Regions from separate parts of the Homo sapiens genome. Here region 2 is linked to region 1. Evidence: chromatin loops called from intact Hi-C (ENCODE). Cell type or tissue: PC-9. All regions are shown on one strand. Links, peaks and the distances in the headings refer to the core of each region. The heading gives the core; the rest is flanking DNA.

Region 1 (5,383 bases), core at 320-5,319:
ATCTGACTGCAAAATCCTCTCCACATCCTGCTTTTCTCCTTCCCTTTCTTCCTGCCCCACTACTCAGTCCACAAACCTGGGCACTCTATTTTGCACGCTGTCCATCAATCAAGCTCTGCCCTATACAACAAATTAGCATCCCTAACACATACTCTGACATTTGACAGCTTTTCTCTACAGGGACACAGGGGCTATAATTTAATAAACAAAACCTATAGAGAAGTATGAGATATTTCCACATTGGTTCATTTAACAATTTTCTCTGCAGCAAATGAAATGTTCTAGACTTCATTCCTATTTCCTAAATGGGGAATTGGCTCTCTGACTTAATGAAGAATGTATATAGGAGATTTTTTACAGTACATTTATAACTGTCAAGCCCTCAAAAAAAAAATGCTATTAGCTTGATGACAAAAAATGTTGAAAAATTATCTATAAATAGGTGGTTCTAAAGTTTGAAAATTTTTATGACAGTGTTATAAACACTGTCATATTGTGAAATTGACAATCAATTTAGTCACATTTATTATCATAAATTTTGAACAAAATTTAAATCAATTAGATTTTCATGGAAAAGATAAAATTTTCCCTGATATTTGCTTTTTGGGACTGTTTTAAAGAAAGTGCCCAGCTGACAAATGTATGCCTATAAAACCAGAGGTTCTACTGAGATTTTTAATTTGTTTATATAAATGCTCATTTTTCCTTTTTTTGTTTTGTTTTTAATTTTTTTAATTTTTTTCTATTTTTATATTCAGGGGTACCGGTGCAGTTTGTTACATGGGTATGTTTCATGATGCAGAGGTTTGGGCTTTTAATGACCTCATTGCCCAGGTAGTGAACATAGTACCCAATACTTTGTCAACCTTTGCTCCCTCCCTCCCTCCCCCCCTCCCCTTTTTGGAATCCCCAGTGTTTATTATTCCCATCTTTGTGTCCATATGTACTCAGCATTTAGCTCCCACTTACAGATGAGAACATGCAGTGTTTGGTTTTCTGTTCCCACATTAATTTGCTTAGGATAATGACCTCCAGCTGCATCCATGTTGCTACAAAGGACAAGACTGTATTCTTTTTTATGGCTGTGTACCATTCCACGGTGTATGTGTACCACATTTCTTTACACAATCCACCACTGAAACGAACCTAGGCTGATTCCATGTCTTTGCCATTGGGAATGGTGCTGTGATAAACATGAATGCAGGTATCTTTTTGGTAGGAATGCTAATCCTTATGTTTTTAAAAGTAATGAAATAAATTACATTTTCACTTTTTAAAAATTACTTTGCTAATTAGTAGTAATTAAACGTTGGTTTAAAAATAGATATTACAGATGTATATGAACATTTTTTATGTTTTATGACTATCTAGCATCTTTTGAATGCCATTCCTAAGTTTCATCAATTTTCCACATTTTAAGTCTTGCCTCTCACCAGGTTGAAGTTATAGATACTTTCTCAACCGCCCTTGCAGTTCAGACACAGGCATGTGACCTAGGCAGCATGAATTAGATGGACCCATAAGAGTCTTTAATTCCAAAGAGAACATGGGGAAGCAGGCACCATGCAGAATTCCTCTTTTGAGTGACGACAGAGGCTCCTGGGCTCAAGGGTGGCACAGGCCCCAGTGGCAGAGGTTCTAGGACCCAGAAACCCATGAGAGCAACAGGAGCTGTGACCTCTTATCAGCAGATTTAATAGGGTCCTTGCTGACGGTCACTATGCACTTTGAGAGCCCTATCCCTGACTGCTCAGCCTCCAGACCTAGCTCTCCTACCCTCGCCTTGAGCTGCCTTCCTTCCCTGAGCTACTTACTATCCTCTACTAAAATTTACTTTCTCCGTAGGCCAACTACAATGAAATCAGTCATTTGCAACTACAAAGTCTTTTTTTTTTTTTTTTTTTTTTTTTTTTTTGAGGCGGAGTCTCGCTCTGTCACCCAGGCTGGAGTGCAGTGGTGTGATCTCTGCTCACTGCAAGCTCCGCCTCCCAGGTTCATACCATTCTCCCACCTCAGCCTCCCCAGTAGCTGGGACTACAGGCGCCCGCCACCACACCCGGCTAATTTTGTTTTTGTATTTTTTTAGTAGAGACGGGGTTTCACTGTGTTAGCCAGGATGGTCTTGATCTCCTGACCTCATGATCTGCCCGCCTCGGCCTCCCAAAGTGCTGGGATTACAGTCGTGAGCCACCGCGCCTGGCCTGCAACTACAAAGTCTTTTAGGGAGTTTTTCAAAGTCTTTTTAAAACAATCGTGTCTACGTGACGTTTTAAAACATGTAAAATCCCAAAGAAAAAAGATTAAATAGGGGTGTCTAATTCTATTAATATTTAAGAGGATATATTCATGCAACCTCTGGTCATGAAAGTTTTGCTAGCAAAGGACATTACCACATTGCAGGCAAAAGATACCACTAAGTTATGAATGACGTTGATTTACTGGTAAGGTGAGAACAAGGATCTAAATGTAAAAGGAGCTTATTAATCCAAATGAAAATCTTACAAGGGCAGGGAATTTTTAACATATGTACACATATTAGCTATTTCCACAATTATACTGCATAGCAAACTAGCCCAAAAGTCAGTGGCTTACAATAATAGGCATTCACGCGTCTTGCTCATGAGTCACAGTCTACTTAGTTTTAGGTTTCAGGGTGGCTTTATTTCTGCTCCACATGTCTCCACACCCTGCTAGACGGCAGCTATACAGAACATGTTCTCACAATGGGTTGCAGGGATGCCATGGAAGCCCATCTAAGACCTCTGCTAGTATCATGTTTGTTCAAAGCCCATTGGCTGGCAAGAGTCACATGACCATGACCAACACCAATGGGGCAACAGTACCTTCTCTAATAGAAGATCTACAGAGTCACATGGCAAAGATGTGGGCATACGATTCAAAAAGGGGGAGGTGACGAAGGGAAGGAAAACACTTCGACAATTACAGAGGCACCTACTCCCTGATCTGGGGCACTGCCACCCTAACTAACTCTCTAAAGAATATAATACATTGGTTTATCACAGCTTAACAGGCTTTAGCCACCCATCGTCATCTCACCCAAGGGCACCGCACATTACTCATAAAGGTCAGACCAGCCCCTCACAATGTCAAATTAAACCACAGCCACATAAACAACTGCAGCCATCTCACAACAGAATCATCTCACAGCAGACAAAATAAAATGTTACATAACTCCAATTACTGAACCTCAGAATGCAAAGCGATTCTTCCCATCCCGTAATTTAAACTGTCTTTCAGTTCAGCCAGCTAAATCATGTTTTCTCACACTTTGAATTACGCTGACCTGAAAGGAATATACCTTTTCACTGAGTCATTTATTTTATGTCATACTTAATTGCTCTCTTTAGTCTCTCCATGTGTAGTCAATTTATCAGACAAAATGTATTTGAACTTGAAGCTGATTCCATATAAGAGAAGCTAGAGGCAAAGTACAGGGAAGCCAACTCCAGGGGGATCTTTCAATGAATTTCATCTATGAGATCCAAAAAGAGTAATTGCGTCTATAATATACATTAATTCAAGCCTCAAAAATCACTGCATTAATTAATGAATAAGATTCAAATGTAACTAATTCAACGTCTTTTTGCATTCAAAATCCAGACTCAAAGATAATTACTTCCATTGGCCGTAATATAAAAAGCCAACAGTTGACCCTTGAAGAATGCAGGCATTAAGGGCATTGACCCCCCCGTACACTCAAAAATCTGCATATAACATTTGGTCCCCCAAAAAACTTAACCACATATAGCCTGCTATTCACTGGAAGCTTTACTGATAACATAAACAGTCGATTAACACATAGTTAGTATGCTCTATATTATATACTGTGTTCTTACAATAAAGTAAGCTAGAGAAAAAATGTTATTAAGGAAATCATAAGGAAGAGAAAATACATTTACTATTCATTAAGTGGAAATGGACCATCACAAAGGTCTTCATCCTCATTGTCTTCATGTTGAGTGGGCTGAGGAGGAGGAGGTAGAGGGGGGGGTTGGTCTTGCTGTCTCAGGAGTGGCAGAGAGGGAAGAAAATCCACTTGTAAGTGAACCCATGCAGTTCAAACCCTTGTTGCTCAAGGGTCAACTGTAGTTATACCAAATTAACTTACAAAAGTAACTAAAAATGCTTACAAACACCTCTCCCAAAAGCCAACCACAGACATCCACATTGGGTTGGAGAAAACACGGAGGGCATGGGGACCCCCCTCACCTTTGAAGCAAAGTCTGAACGTCAGGACAGGGAAAAATGCCAAGGGAAAATGATCTTGAAAAGAAATGGTTATTCCCCTCTGAGAAATGTACAGCACCCCCCAGTCTCTGAGAACAGGAGCCCAGAGCTGACAGAGCCGGCATGCAGGGCAGACATCATAAAAAAATGATGTTTCCAGTCCCTGGGGGTGGGGACAGCAGCTAGTGCTGTTTTCTTGGGAAGGCAACAGATTAGCAATTGCAGCCGTGTGAAGGCGGCTGCTTGGTCACCTTTTCGGTGCAGGACAATCACTGTCATTTTTGTACAAAATGAGAGCTGCCACATACAAGGAAAAAGGGTCCCTGAGCATGAGGAAGGCCTAAAAAGTAAAGATCCTCCAGTTCAGTGTAATTATGAGGGGATTTGCAGCAGCACCGCACGCTGAGGAATACCAATGAGAAGCTCTATGGTAACCGAGCAGACAAATCTATCAGCAAGATAAATAGGAGGACGCTGGAGAAACGAAATGAACTCCCAACTTCACTGCTCTATATTTTTGTAAACTGTTGCTAATAAACCCTCCACATCAAAACATCCTTGAATTCCTTTTTAAATTTCCAAAACCTACTTTCAGGGTTTATTCTTGAGCAGTTTTCACACATGCTGAAGCTGACGCAGCTGTTGCCGAGCCACCTCTGCAGATGCTGCTCGGCTTGAAAATAATTATTTCTGAGTGGGGAAGGCCCGCTCTGAGCTAGATGTTGTGAGCAGCAATTCTTACTGCTGTACCCACCAACTTACCCTTTGTGGGACTAATTCTTTTTCCTTTACAGTTTATTATGAAAAAAAAAATCTGCACCTCCATACTTCCAATTTTAATCTTATAAAGGAAGAGTACCTTTTATAAGATTCCTTCTGTGGCCAGATTCCTTCACACAACTTATCTTCGCCAGCAAGGTTTAGAGAACAGCGCGTTCTGGCTCCTAACTCAGGCAATACTAATGGGGGTTCTCAGGTCAGACACAGCATAAACCAAAGAAGGCTGGAGACTTCTAGATGCTTCTTACAGCAAGTGAAACAAAATCGGTTAATGTGCCACTACGATGTGATACGCTTTCAAGGTTCTCCCATGTGAAGTTTTAGGAGAGGCCTTTTCCCCAGGGGGTAGGGCAAA
Region 2 (5,383 bases), core at 271-5,270, 100 kb before region 1:
CCTCAGTCTGTGATTTTATAATAGGTATCACTGTTGAACTGAACTTTATCCTACTCCAAAATAGTTTAAATACATTTAAAATTATTTATCAAAGATATCACATTTTAGAAAACTGGTAAATCTTATTTATTTCCAAAATGATATTCAATCATTTATCTCTGATATATCTATTAGGAAACAAAATAATGGAACTTCTAAAGTGAACTATTGTGCCAGTGCTTTTACTTATTTAATAAAAAGATGCCTTTTCAAGAGGAATCGTATATAAATAAGAAAGATTTAGAGTCAAAATATAGACATATATAATAAAATGTATGAAGCATACATAGTAAAATCTGTCAATCTATATGAGTTAAATGACAGCGCATCACATTAGATAATTATGTAGCTATTACTAACATTCAGTAGTGCTTTTGAAAATATTATTCTTCATCTCTTTAATGCACAGACTTTCATCTATATAATAAGAAAAAGATAAATGCAAGCCAGTTTGCAAGCTTTTGATACCTTACCTCAGAAATAAAAGCACCGATATTTTTTACATGGTTTAGCATAGGACTGTCAGTCACAAATGTACACTTATCCTTGGACTTTTTAAACTCTTCTTTATAACGGATCTAAAAAAGAGAATGATTTACATAAGAAGAGAAAAAGAAAAACAATTCTAATGGCCTTTTTTGAATGATAATTAGGTTGATAAAGTCCATTTACTGAAGTAAATACTCAAGTGTGAAAGGGACCTCAAAACAAGCCAAGTTAAATAAACGGCTATCCAGCACAGGATTGCAAAGATGATGAGGCATAGTGAGGAAAGACCATTCTTTAGATAAGCGAGGGTCCAGTTAAGCATCAACACCAGGCGTGCTGGCTACGGGTGATGGGTCCTGTTTACCCAGCCAGCCCAGTGCAATTAGCAAGCATGTGCCATCTCGCTCCTACAAGTGTCCTGGTGTTTTGTTGCTTTTAAGCCTTGACACATAAGCCTTTGGCCAAACAGAAACACAGCTGCCTACCTCAAGGTAGAAAATAAGTAGTCAGCATGACAGATGTGACCAATTAAGAAGTAGAGGCGAAATTAAATGGGGATCACTATTACCGTTATTACCTAGACATGCTTGATTAGAGGAAGAGGCTTAAATTGTGGCCAACGTGGGCTTCCTGTTACTAATTCCTCCCAATTTATGAGCACCCATAGGCTTCCCAATCCTCCTCCTGAGCGCAGAGAAGAACTGAACCTGCCCAGAAAGCTTGCTATGTGGTGGAGATCATTCCAGAAGGCCTTCTTGCTGGAGATCAGCAAGACAAAGCCCAGTGAGGCTTAGCTAAACCTGCTCATCTCTTCTCTGCAACTCACAAGTCAAATGACTCACTCTCTTCCCCTTTGGGGATAGGCCAGAATTGTTATGCCGGGGGAAGACCCGGGTGGATATTTGAGCCCAAAAGAAGTCAGGAAATGTGGAGAAGGACCTAAAGTATAATCACACTGTCACACTAATTGCTGCACAATCTGGAAACTGGGAAGGCAAAACTATGACTCATTGAGAAGATGCAGGTAATTTGCTAAAAGTTGTATCACTCTGTAATATGCTCGTGTTTATCCTCCCAAGACCATAAATACTTAAACTGAAAAAGTGTTCCTGTTTCAGATGATAAATTATATGTTCTCCCTAATTATAACCCAAAAGTGGAGCTGAATTGTATATACTACCTGGTTCTTAGAGGATGTGAATAATATTGATGTTATACACTAATGGTACATGGAGATTTTCCCATATGCAAGCCTGATTTGACGGGCATTACTTAACCTGTGGTAGAACTAGATACAGATTAAGTGAAGTTATTTCAAAATCCCATATTTCACTGCTGTGACTCTTGGATATCAGATGCCTACCACATTAAACATTTGCTTTATTCATGAAATCAACACGAGAACATATTTATCTTATCTGAGCACTAAATTACTTTTTTTTCTTCTCAGAGATTAGCCATAATTTTAGGTTCCTGCAAATCACCCTCCTCAGCCACTAGTAATTAAACTGTTAATGGCAGTATGATAAATAGTAGGCTATTTTGATCATATGGAGAAAAAAGTATCTCCGTTATATAATTAAGTGTGAGAGAAAATAGCCTATCATTAGGCTTAAGTTTGACTCATTATTTTTATCTTTTGCCACCATCTATTCCCCATCACATTCACATTCTTCACTGCAGTGGTATGTGCTTGTGGCTACAGCCTCCTGATAAAGTCTGACACATGCAGAACGTTCAGGACAGGAGGACTGGATAAGGGTGAGGTATTTACTTCTTCTGTTAGGCAGACAAATAGCTCAGTCTTAATTGTAGACTCTATTTTTTTTTCTTGGGTCTTTATTAAAAAGATACACATATTTGTATATTTTAAATGAAGGTGTATTTAAAATTTAAGATCCTTTACAATTGTACAATTCAAGAGAAATTGTACAATTTGTTAGAAGTCACACACAATCATGTGTGATTTCAAGTGAATTGTGCAATATGAATGACAATAAGCAAAGAATGTTAGATTTTTAAATACATAAGGAATATTTATATAAATATTAGATACATATTAGTAGCCTTCCTACACCAAGATAACAGGAAATGATCATTGAAAGGGAACTATATTGGTCAATGAAACAAATCTTAGGTAAAATAAAAATCACTGAATAGATTGCTATATTTTATTACAGCCATGTCTACATCTTACAATTTCGGGTTGACACCATCTATTGGATAGACTGGCCACTCCCATTATCTCCTATTAAAAGAGCCCAGATGGATTAATGAGAGCAGCCAGGCTCCTGCCCAGCCCCAGAGGACAAGCTGATCTAAACCAGGCATGGTCATGCCATCCAGTGTTTGGCCTGGGGAGCCACACTCTCTGTGACTTTAGTGGAAATCTTCCCAGAAGTGCTTCTAGTGTTTCTGGTACAAAGGGAGAGATGCTGCACAACCCTGTGACATTCTGTCTTCCACATTTTTCTTTCTCAATCAAAGGGAAGGCAGCAGCAATGATGTCATTACCAAGGAATAAGCCACCATACTAATGACGACAGAATAGAAGGAAAGGAGCCTGGGAGACTGATAACACCCATAGTACCCAGCCTGAACTACCTACCTCCGGGCTTTATATGTGGAGGCTGGGGAAACAAAAACCTACTTGTTAAGCCATTGTGTTAGAGTTTTCCTGTTTTTACAGTCATCTGCACTCCTACCGAATACACAACCCAACACCAAAAGACAAAAAGGGCAAAATTGATGACTTTATGATCATTAAGATGTCCCAAACATTGACCTTCTCTTTTGCCCTCACCCACAAATCCCACGTCTCCATTACAATTAGGATGAATTTAGTGCAGGGTCGCTTCCTCCTCCTGGCCAAGTTTGTTTGAATGAGTATGAGATTAGCTAAAGGCTGAAATCGGATGACAGACATGGAGATGTTTGCGGATCTTTCCTTTCACAAGAATTCTTAACTGAAAGTATCTGGAAAGGCTCTTCACAAGTGAAATCATACAAGTTAAATTCAATACACCCTGGAAGGAAAAACAATGGCTCCATCATTATTTAACTGGGCTGGACATAGCTAAGATCACTCTCCCAGGTTTTCTGATACCATCTAAGCTTTCTCTGGAGGAGTAACCACAGAATTTAATGTTTTTGGCATTGAAAGGATTTACCCACAACAACGTTCATTTGCCTGGAAAATATTCTTCCTGCTGCCATGCAGATGAACACCCTAAACAGCCTTGAACTAAACACTGAGAGGCTGCATGCAGATGTGGTCCACCTGCTCTGCAGAAGGCTCTTTCTGCCTAATCTACAAGAAACATACAAAAGATTCCCTTTTGCCCAATCTTTTTTATGACTCCCCATCAGAAGACTACTAGATCCAGGATTCTGAATGCTCAATAGAGAGGATAGGTTTAACTTATTCAAGGGATTGATTAGATAATGTTAGGTTAGACTAACAGGAATAAATATGACAGAGAGAATATCTGTGAAAATATATCTGAGAAAATAATAGTATTATGTGATTAACAGAAAAATAAAAGAGGCTGCCTCAGAAGACCAGCTGTTCTTCAAGACTGGGAAGTGAGTTGTGCAAAGAGGAACCCCATAATGTGGGTAGAGCAAGTGCAAAGCAGAAACTAGGTGGGGGGAGAAAGAGAAAGAAAGAAAAATGCCTTATACTGATGCCCAAAGTGAAGCCACTTGACCTGAAAAACGGACATTTCTCTCTATGGAGAATTCTAAGCAGTGCAGGCTTCCTAGGGCTGATCTCTAGGCCAATCTTGCTTAACATTTCTATAAAATTGTCTGACAAGGGGATGATATAGCAGTGTCTACAGGTCTGCTGACTCCAAGCTGTCTCAGTAAGGGAAACGGCAAACTGAGATGAACTTCAGAAGTTCTCAAAGGGCCAGGCAAGAGGGCAGAAAACTACAGATTAGATCTAGCCCTAGTGTGGTTAAAATAATTCAAACTATTATTTAAAGATGATGGGTCCTAAGCTATCAGCTACAGGTCAGAAATTAGGAATGAAATGGCTCTGATGGTCTACAGATTATCAAGCTGATCTAACAGCTTTCTGCAGCTCCCAAGTCTAAGAAACTCTTCATAGCATCATAAAGGGTGCTAGAAGCTAAGCAAAACATCATCCTGCTCTACACGTGATCTAGACCGTCCACATCTGTACCACTCTGCACAGTTCTGATTATTACATATTGGTTATTAAGGATATATGAAAGCTGGAAGAAGTCCAAAGAGTAACAATTAGGCTGCACCATGAAGAGAAGTCCATGAAACCATCCCTCTCATCTACAGAAACGAAGCAGGGCCAGCCCGGTGGCTCACACCTGTAATCCCAGCACTCTGGGAGAACGATGCAGGAGAATCACTTAAAGCCAAGAGCTTGAGACCAGCCTGGGCAACATAGTGAGACTCCATCTCTACGAAAAAGAAAATGAAAATTAGCCAGGCATGGTAGCACACACCTGTAGTCCTAGCCACTTGGAAGGCTAAGGCTGGAGAATCACTTGAGCCCAGGAAATTGAGACTGCAGTGAGCTGCAGTCACATGACAGAACTCCAGCCTGGGCAACAGAGTGAGACTCTGTCCAGAAAAATAAAAAAGAAGAAGGAAGGAAGGAAAAAAAGGAAGAAAGAAAAGAAGAGAAAAAGGAAAAAAATCTAAAAATTAAATAAGTATCTTAGCAAGTATAGAATTCTATTCGGAAGCAAAATGTGAATGTGTATACAGATATAAATTAAGCCAGAATAGGCCGGGCATGGTGGCTCACGCCTGTAATCCCAGCACTTTGGGAGGCCGAGGCGGGCAGATCACGAGGTCTGGAGATCGAGTC

Evidence for each region. A loop is a pair of places that touch in the nucleus more often than their neighbours do. Peaks named below come from ENCODE experiments on the same cell type or tissue, not always from the same donor. Only the 100,000 strongest peaks of a DNase experiment are listed, where the experiment ranks them.
Region 2: it touches region 1 in a loop (2.6-fold over the local background); 5 of 110 quality-filtered maps call a loop at or near these places.

The regions. Positions count from the first base shown.
Region 1 is chr10:20,990,881-20,996,263 of GRCh38, forward strand. It overlaps a transcript of NEBL not described here. Among named protein-coding and RNA genes, the nearest start is that of NEBL, 96 kb to the left of the region's middle. In PC-9, for the core only: no CTCF peak of the experiment used is centred there; a DNase peak (open chromatin) is centred at 2,591; H3K4me3 peaks cover 1,403 bases; H3K27ac peaks cover 1,676 bases.
Region 2 is chr10:20,889,333-20,894,715 of GRCh38, forward strand. NEBL (nebulette) reads right to left here. Exons shown (of 28, transcript NM_006393.3): 3 at 513-617. Among named protein-coding and RNA genes, the nearest start is that of NEBL, 5.3 kb to the right of the region's middle. In PC-9, for the core only: no CTCF peak of the experiment used is centred there; a DNase peak (open chromatin) is centred at 2,239.